2 separate regions of the Mus musculus genome follow, and region 2 is linked to region 1. A link is a loop called in an ENCODE intact Hi-C map of the cell type or tissue named here. Cell type or tissue: heart. All regions are shown on one strand.

Region 1 (5,000 bases):
CTCCAAACTTTGTGGCCTTATTTTCTTCTTCCGACCCTTTCATACAGGGATATAATGGAGTTTGATCATTTCACCCCAATACCCTCACCTATTCCCTTCTCACATCTACAGATCTCTTTTCTCTTTCAACTGGTCTCCCTTCCTACTTTCATGTCTTATTGGTGGCGTTTCTACCCATCCCCTAACCAGGTACCTGGACTTTAAGTGCCTGCTCTTTGAACAATAGTTAATTATGCATGTTATGTGTATATGTGTGCATGTGTGTATATGTATACATGTGTATGTGTATATATATGTATGTGTGCATGTGTGTATGTGTGCATGTGTGTATATGTGTGCATGTATGTGTATATGTGTGCATGTGTATGTGTGCATGTGTGTATATGTGTGCATGTATGTGTATATGTGTGCATGTGTATGTGTGCATGTGTGTATATGTGTATGTGTGCATGTGTGTATATGTGTATGTGTGTATATGTTTATGTGTGCATGTGTGTATGTGTGTATGTGTGTATATTTGCACTACTGGAGGTGGGAAAATAGCTTGTAGGAGTCAGTTCTCTCCTATCCAAGTGGGTTTCAAGAACAGAACTCAAATTTTCAGGCTTTTGGGTAAACCTGTACATAAAGATCTGTCTAATAACCTGTTTCTCTGCTAGGCTCTACCTGCTGGGCCATGTTGGTGGGCTTGTATTGTCTTATAAATGACTTCACATTTGTCACAGGGGGATCCTGTGTGATTGTCTAAGATCGAAATTTGCCAGGCCTGGTGGTGTAGACTGGTAATCCAGGTACTCCAGACACCCAGGTAGGATGATTGTTAAGTTCAAAGCCTGCTCCTGGGCTACAGAATTCGTTCAAGGTAAGCTTAGGCAACTGAAGGAGACTCTGTCTCAAGATAAAGTAAAAAAGAGGAATCAGGCTGTAACCCAGAGCTAGAATGTTTTCCTCACATTCACAAAGTGAATCACAATCACAGACACACACACAGACACACACAGACACAGACACACACACACAGAGACACAGACACACACAGACACACAGACACAGAGACACAGACACACACAGACACACAGACACACACACACACACACACACACACACACACACACACACACACACAGAGTTCATCTCTTCAAACTAACACTGTTGGATGCCTACTGAATGCTACCCCTCAGCTGGCTGGCGGCCAGGCCAGCACACATTGTGGAGTGACAGGGTCTTTGAGGGTTTGGTTTGCTTCATGAGGCAAAGCCAGAGGCTCATTTGGGCAATGTGGAGGCTCCTGGATTGAGGGCAGGAGGTGCGCTGGCTTCATTCCGTGTACTGTCTTCTGTGTGGGTGTTGTTGGTTAAGTCCCTTAGATCCTAGACTGAGTTCCAGAGCAGACATCATGTGAGTTCAGCTGGTGCAATCTCTCTGGTTACTAAGAAAGCATGGTCTGTTCCTGCCCCACACCCTCAGGAGCCTGAACAGGTCAAGTGCAAAACAAAGGCATTGGATCCTGTGACCTCATAGCTTCTTGTGGATCTCATGCTGCATAGCGTAACAGGCATGGAATCGTCACAGACGTGGATTTGACCCCATGCTTGGTGTGACACCCGTCCCCCTTCAACACAAAGTGGGAGAAAGATGTTTGAGCTCAGTCCCTGTGGGACCCCAGAGATGTACGTAAGCAAGGCCCACTGAGGCAGCAGGCAGGGAGGCTCCAACTCCTTTTTCTCTTTTAAACAATTTAATATCATTGGACATGGTGGCATATGTCTTTATTCCCAGCACCTGGGAGGCAGAGGCAGGCAGATTTCTGAGTTCGAGGCCAGCCTGGTCTACAGAGTGAGTTCCAGGACAGTCAGAGCTACACAGAAAAACAAACAAACAAACAAACAAACAAACAAACAGCACTGTATCTACATCACTTTTGCCCCTTCACTCCCTCCAACCCCCTCCAACTCATCCCATGTCACCCCCACATTTATGATCTCTAATTATTATTGTTACTGAGTCTATTTAGCTTGTTTCATGTGTACATGTGTTCAGTGCCAACCATTTGGGACTGGACAAACTATGTGGGGGCTCACTCTTGGAGGAGAATGAGTGTCCCCTTTTTAGCAAACACTGATGACCTGTAGCTCTTCATCTAGGAATGGGGCCATGTAGAGTTTTTCCTGTCTACACTGCCCACACTGTCAACTGATATTGTCACAATGCTGGTCTTGTTCAGGCAACTGTATGGTTGAGAGTCACCGTGCTGCGTCCCTGTCATATAGAGAAGATTCGACCTCACAGCAGATGATCTGGTCCCCTGGCTCTTGAAATATTTCTGCCCCCTTTCATGGTTTTCTCCAAGCCTTAGGGATTGTGTTGCAGATGTAATTGGGGGTTGAGCATCCCACTGTCTCTTCTTCTCTGTATTTTGACCTCTAGTGTCCCCACGAAATAGTTTTTACCTCTTGCAAAAAGAACGCTACTTTGGTGAGGGATAAGAGCTACATCCATCTTTGAGTATAAGCTGAAGTATTTAGAACACAGAATTAGGAACTGGCAATGTGGCCACTCCAGCCATGGGTAGCTGGCCAGGTTTACAATACCAGGCACACATTCCCTCCTGTTGAGTGGACTTTACGCCCAATTAGACAGTGCTGGTCACCCTAAGATAAAGGTGTCCCTATTGCACCATCGTGGGGATCTTTCTGGTCCAGTCACTGTGATCAGAAGCTTTACAGCTGGGTAGGCCTGTTGATTGCTTTCCCCTTGGTGGCATGCATAGCACTTTGTCACCACAGGGACTTTCAGGAAGTTCCTCCAGGTCCTGGGCCCTAAGTGTGCGAGTGTGTGGTGTCTTTATCAATAGGGTCTTAACTTATTTACTGCCTTTTTCGAGGCAACAAAGGGCAATGACAACAGCCGGCATTGTTTTTAGTCTCTTGAAGTGCCATGAACTAAAAACTCAGAGGGAGATTTCCCATGCTTGGTACCATTTTTTTTTCTCTAGATAGTCTGTGGCTCTTGAAAAGAGCAGTATCCCCACAAACGTCACAGCCCCATCTAACTACTTATGTATGTTTACACAGGCACGGATGTATTTTTAAGTAAGCATAAAATAGGATTTCCCTAAGCTTTTTCAACCATCCTTGGTGTTTTCTCTCCATCTTCTCTCGCCCCTCATTGTTTCTTCCCTCTCCCAGATGAAGTCCCTCACCCCATTTTCTCATTTCATAGAATGGGTGCCCAACTATCTCCCTCGCTACAGCCTCCCCCACCCCAGCATAAACCCTTTTTATTTTCCTGTCTCCTGTGGTTACTCCAGGTTACATACATGTAGAGATTCGGAGCTAGACTCCACAATTAGAGAGAGAATGTGGCGTTGGTCTTACTGGGTCTGGGCTGCCTCAGTTGGTAGAAAGTGGTCTAGTTCCGTCTGTTAACTTAGAAAGTTCGAGGCTTCAGTTTCTTTTGCTGTGTAGTATTCCACTGTGTCTATGCATCACATGCCCACTGCCATTCGCTGTCACTTGTTTCCTTGATCTTAGTCATTCTGATTGCAGAATGTGAGACTCAAGGTATTTTTCACATCTTAGTATCATCTATCTATCTATCTGTCTGTCTGTCTGTCTATCTATCTATCTATCTATCTATCTATCTATCTATCTATCTATCTATCCATCCATCCATCCATCCATCCATCCATCCATCCATCCATCCATCTATCTATCTATCTATCTATCTATCTATCTATCTATCTATCTATCTATCTATCTATCTATCCATTCACTTATCCATCTATCCATCCATCCTATCTATCTATCTACCTATCTATCTATCTATCTATCTATCTATCTATCTATCTACCTACCTACCTATTCATTCATCCATCTATCTACCTACCTACATATACATCTATCGTCTATCTATTCATTCTATCTATCTATCTATCTATCTATCTATCTATCTATCTATCTACCTACCTACCTATTCATTCATCCATCTATCTACCTACCTACATATACATCTATCGTCTATCTATTCTATCTATCTATCTATTCTATCTATCTATCTATCTATCTATCTATCTATCTATCTATCTATCTATCTATCTATCTATCATCTATCTATCTACGTGTGAGTGTGTGAATGTGTATGTGTGTGTATATGTGAGTTAGTGTGTGTGTGTGTGTGAGCGATGCTACACACGCATCTATGGAGACTGAGGACAACCTGTGAGAGTTGGTTCTCCCTGACACCACGTGGGTCCCAGCAATTGAACTCAGGTGCTAGGGCTTGGCAGCGAGTGCCTTTACCTGCTGAGCTATCTCATAGCCCCTCAAAACAGTTTTGCATTTTCCTGATTGCTAAAGGTGTTGAACACTTTGAGATATTTATTATGCACTTTATCTCTTCTTTTGAGAACCCTCTGTTCAGAACTATAGCCTACTTCTACTTTTTTTTTTTTAAATGGATCATTTGTTTTCTTGGCTCTTCCTTTTTAGTTCTTTATTTTATATATCCTGGGTATTAACCCTCGATCAGATGTATGGCCGGCAAAGATTCTCTCCCACTTTTGGCTTTCAGTTTTATGAGGTCTTATTTGTCAACTGTTGGGCTTAATTCCTGAACGAATGCGTCTTATTGGGAAAGCCCTTTTCTGTACCTGCGTCTTGCAGGGTGCTGATTATGTCTTCTTCTAGCTGTTCAGCATTTCAGGTTTCACACAGAGCTCTGCTCAGAGTTGATCTTTATGCAGGATGATAGATATGGATCCAGTTTCACTCCTCTACACGTGGGCAAAGCTTCCTTTTACAGTGCCTCTGACTGTGGTGGGGGATATTTTGGGGCTGAGGTTTTAGTGGGGTCCAAGTAGATTCCAGGCAGCTCAGTGTGCCTCCCCTTCCTCTATCCTGGCAGCTTTCTCTTGGATCTTTTCTCTCCTCTTTTCTGGCTTCCCTGACCCCTCATACCTTGCTTGAACTTCTTTGCTACCTCTGCCTCCTCAGAGACGT
Region 2 (5,000 bases), 90 kb after region 1:
CACACCAAACAAACAAACAAACAAACAAAAAACCACAAAACAAAAAATGGATTTTATGTACGAGGACAGCCTTGTTACAGCAAGTGTCTCCACTCTCATCCAAGCTGTGGCCCCAAGGTCACTAGACACTTCATAGTTTTATCCTAGATCTCTCTGGCACACCCCAAAACAAACAACTCCATGCTGCTTCTTAGGAAAAGATCAATTTGAGATTTAAGGAGAAACACTACAGGAGTTTCCAACACTGAGATCCTGAGAGATTGCTATCCTTTGGTCTCTCCGTAGTAAGAGATGAATGATAAATGATCAAGTTGGGGGAGTTTGTCTGCAATGCCATTTCAGCAACACATAGGTATGAGGCTTGTAAGCAGATGCTACTGGCAGGCAAATACTCCCCTCCCAGGGTTCGGAAAGTTTCCAGCCCAGCAGGTGTGTGTATATATAGGGACTGAGCCAGATCCTTTCCAAGAGAGTCGCAGCTCCCTCAGTCCCTGCTCTCTGCCTGCTTTCAGCTGAGTCCTTGCTACCAGTGCTTCTGGTTGCCCTAGCAACCATGAGCCGCCAGTTTAGTTCTCAGTCTGCATTTAGCTCGAGGAGCAGGAGGGCCTATAGCTCCAGGTCTTCATCAGGCTTTGGAGGTGGGAGACAGGCTCTGGTGTCTGTGAGTCAGTCGAGGAGGTATGGCGGTGATTATGGTGGTGGGTTCAGTTCCAGGAGTCTCTACAGTCTGGGTGGTAGTAAAAGCATCTTTGGGAACCTAGTGGGACGAAGTGCCAGTGGTTTCTGCCAGAGTAGAGGGCCAGGAGGAGGATTTGGAGGAGGAATCGGAGGAGGAATTGGAGGAGGAAGAGGCTTTGGTGGAGGTGGCTTTGGTGGTGGCTATGGCGGAGGTGGCAGATTTGGAGGTGGTTTTGGGGGTGCTGGATTTGGATTTGGGGGCTTCGGTCCTTCTTATCCTCCCGGGGGCATCCATGAGGTGACTATTAACCAGAGTCTCCTGGAGCCCCTTCACCTGGAGGTGGATCCTGAAATTCAGAGGGTCAAGACCCAGGAGCGGGAACAGATCAAGACCCTCAACAACAAGTTTGCCTCCTTCATTGACAAGGTGAGTTCCTTACGGGCAGGGAGAGTCAAACAGCCAAGACTGCCTCACACTCTGCCAGAATGTAGCTACTAGCAACCACTGTACTCTTTAAGTTGATGGCAGCCACTTCTTCTTGTGCATGTGCTGGGAACTCAGAAAGTGGTTAACCTAGGCTTTTAACCCAGGCTTTCACCCGAACTGTAACATAAGCATTTAACACAGGCTTTTGGGTGTCGGGTGTGTGTGTGCACTGTTAGTAGGAAAGCAGATAAGGGTCCTGATGATACCCAACAGATGCACATGGCATGCATCTTACTCTCATTCATCGTTACCCATGTTCCACTCATCTGTGTACCTTGGCACCCACTCAATCACCTGTACTCCCCACATCCATCTTTCTACCCACCATCCACACACACTTATGCATCCATTCACCCAACCACGACTCAAACATATCCATCCACCATCCGTCTGTCTGTCCGTCCATCCATCCATCCATCCATCCATCCACTGTTCACCCATCATTCACCCATGATCCACTATCCATCCATTAATTCATCCATTATCCATCCATCATGATGGATGGTGATACATCAATCCATCTTTCCATCCATCCATTCATCCACCATCCATCATTTATCCATCAATCAATCCATCCATCATCCACCCATCCATCATCTATCCATCTGTCCATCTATCTGTAACCCACCCATTCACCTATCTATCAATCTTCCTGCCCAATTGTTCCACTCCCATTCAATCCACAAATATTTTATTAGGTCTACTCTATGCCACTGTACATAAAAGCTATAAGGACTACTGGGACACAAGTTATGCTCTCAAGAAGCTCCAAAATGGAATGGCAGAGAATGATGACAGTTTATTGGAGATGCATTAGTATGTGGTACTCTTTGGGTAGCTCAAAGGTGCCTGAGTTGTGCCTGCTGGATACTAGGAGTGCTTTGTTGGGACACCTCAGGTCTTACCTGGGTCTTGAAGATAGAAGAGCCAAACAGCTGTCAGGCAAAAAAATGTCCACGCAGTGAGGAGGCATGAAAAGTGTGACTCCCTTCAGGGAATTTCAAATGTCAAAATTTCTGGGAAAATGACAGAGAAGAAGGGATGTGGTGGGTACAGCTAGAGATGGGCAGTGACAGCAGCTAGGAAGCTGTTGGTGGGCATCAGGTGAGTGTCTTGATGGCAGGTCTCTCTGGGAACTAAAGTCAGTAATGTATAATGAGGTGTTCTGTCTGACTTTGCCTTTTTACCACCCTCTCCAAGGCCAACAAAGGGCCACCTTGAAGCCCTTTACCCTAATTCACATGAAGTTTTCCTCATCTTCAGGTCTCTGAGAAGGAGGTCACCAGACAGCTATGGTCAAAAGCTTCCCTTTGTTACATGCAGAGGAGGGGGCACAATGGCCACTGCCTGATATCAGGGCAAGTGTTAGAGATGGAGCAGTGTATGAGCAGGAGGAAGAGGACATAGAGGGAGAGTCATGGACAGCTCCAAGGGAGTCCAACAGAGCCATGTGCTTGTGTCTGCTTCTGATCACTCAGAATGAGAAACATTTGGTCACCAGGGCAGGGGCTGGAAGGTTTGCCGGGAGTAAGGACTTATCAGTGAGGGAGATTCTACCAGGAAGCTAAGGTTGGCCAAGGAAGGAGCAGGGAAAACTGGCAAACAAAATCCCACAGACTTCTTTTTGGAAATTAACCTGGGATTTTCACTTGATCAAGGCTCCTGACAAGGACAGAAGCCTATTACATTTTAGAGCAGTGTACAGGGATTAGAGGTTTCATATTCTCTCTTCAAAGCAGGCCCTGTGAGGACAATCAGCCTTCAGGCCTCCAGTTTGGAAGAAAGCAAACTTTTGTTGCTATAATTTCTCACCCTAGTTTCTGCTTCCCCTTTGGTACAGCTTGGGCTATTCTCAATAGCCATCCTTTCAAAGGTCAGCGTCCTCTCCTTTAGAAATCCTCCCTGGAGTGGTGTCTCATTTGGAGTAAAAGCTGCAATCTGAGAAGATGTGAAAGCCACTGTCACCAAACATACTGCTGTCATGGAGCGCAGAACTTATTTTTCCACTCCTTGGGAGTGACGCCACAGAAGGAAGAGAGATAGTGGCAGGAATTTTTTGTGGGGGTGTTACAAGCTGTGCTGATAAGTCTACTGTGAGGGCTGGTTGCTCAACCCCTCGATGTGATAAAGCCGGCAAAGATAGGCCTGAGAAAGATGCTCCCCGATTACATTCTTCTCATTAGAGTCAGAATCTAAAGGGACTTGGCAGGGCTGGCTCCCTAGACAGGCGAAGTCTCAGGGGCCTGGAAATTCTGGGTGCCATACAGTGCTCATCATAGGAGTACATGCCAAGTGCTGCTCAGACCCCACAAAGTGAGGGAGGGTTTCCCATTCCTTTCATAGCTCCTGGAGAAGGGTGCTGGACTTTGGAGAGCTCTCTCTCTCTCTCTCTCCTTGCTGTTCATGTGTATATATGAATGGATGAATATAAATATATATTATGAGTGCATACACATGCATTTGTGTATAAGTAAGTGTGATAATATGGATGTCTGTGTGGAAGTGAATATTTGTGCATGTATATGGAGGTATATGTGAAACACATATGTATATATATATATGATGTATATGAATGTGAGACTCTGTGTGTGTGTGTGTGTGTGTGTGTGTGTGCGCACACTTGTGTATGTCTGTGTGCACACAATTGCATGTACCCGAGGGAAGTACACTACAGCCCAGCCCTCTCTATTACTGCATGGGAGAGGAAGGTCTATCCGTGGACAACTGGCTGAGGAAAAGTGAAATCTGGGTTTGGTGACATGGAGCACACACCACACGTGCACTTGGTCTAAGTACCCGGATCCCTCTGGTCTCTCTGTCCTCGGCAAGCAAAGGAAATAGCAAATTTGGGACATTTTTCAAATATCTGTCAGCCCAAAGCTCTTACTTGGGGCATTTAAATGCATTGCAGGATTTTAAAAAGCAAAAGCATGTATTTCAGAACTTCTGGCTGGGTTATGATCACATTTAAATGAGGTTGCTGTCTCAAAAACCATAGTGGCAGGCGGCAAACATGGTACTGGATGCTGGGGGCACCCACCTAAGAATATCCCAAGACCTTCTGTGTCTTGTCCTCTGTCATGTTCTACGTTACAATAATAAAGACAAAAGAAGTGGCGTTTGCTCACGTTGGCGTGGATAAGTTAAGTGTGGGGTGAGAAGTCTTTTATATAAAGGGGTTTATAGCTGGATGAGACTGGCTGGAAGTGACCGAATGAACCACATTGCTTCCCTCGACGGCGAGAAGGCCCATCTTGAATTTCTGAGGTTTGAGTGTGCTGTAAAGCCACCAATCTCTCTTCCCATGGAGAAAGCTGTTCTGCGCTTGGGGTGTTCTTTAGGTGCGGTTCCTGGAGCAGCAGAACCAGGTGCTACAGACAAAATGGGAGCTGCTGCAGCAGGTGAACACCTCCACCCGGACCAGCAGCCTGGAGCCAGTCTTCGAGGAGTTCATCAGTCAGCTGCAGAGGCAGGTGGATGTTCTGACCACCGAGCAGTTGCGCCAGAACACGGAGATCAGGAACATGCAGGATGTCGTGGAGGACTACAAGAACAAGTGAGGAGCCAGGGCGGGGCAAAAGGGTCAAGGAGAAGGCTGTCAGGGTCCTTCTGCTCCTGGTATGACTGGCAGCAGGGGGGCTCTGCATTGTGTAACTGCAGGGGGACACCATTTTACATACGGCACCCAGTCCTGTGCAGGATAGCAGAGACAGTTAGGTGTTGGTTATAACAGGAGGGGCAGGAGATTAGTGAGCCCTACCACACGTTCACCTCTTTGCCCAGAGTGTGCCCTCCTTACTGAGTGCTCTGAGGAGTAGATCTGTGGCTCTTAAAT

Evidence for each region. A loop is a pair of places that touch in the nucleus more often than their neighbours do. Peaks named below come from ENCODE experiments on the same cell type or tissue, not always from the same donor. Only the 100,000 strongest peaks of a DNase experiment are listed, where the experiment ranks them.
Region 2: a loop joins it to region 1, with 2.3 times the contacts of the local background. A loop is called at or near these places in 2 of 42 quality-filtered maps.

The regions. Positions count from the first base shown.
Region 1 is chr15:101,955,430-101,960,429 of GRCm38, reverse strand. It overlaps a transcript of Krt78 not described here. Among named protein-coding and RNA genes, the nearest start is that of Krt78, 3.6 kb to the right of the region's middle. In heart, no CTCF peak of the experiment used is centred here; no DNase peak of the experiment used is centred here; H3K27me3 peaks cover 73 bases.
Region 2 is chr15:101,865,172-101,870,171 of GRCm38, reverse strand. It overlaps Krt77 (keratin 77), which reads left to right and starts at 467. Exons shown (of 9, transcript NM_001003667.2): 1 at 467-1,105; 2 at 4,507-4,721. The coding sequence starts at 554. In heart, no CTCF peak of the experiment used is centred here; no DNase peak of the experiment used is centred here; H3K27me3 peaks cover 1,958 bases.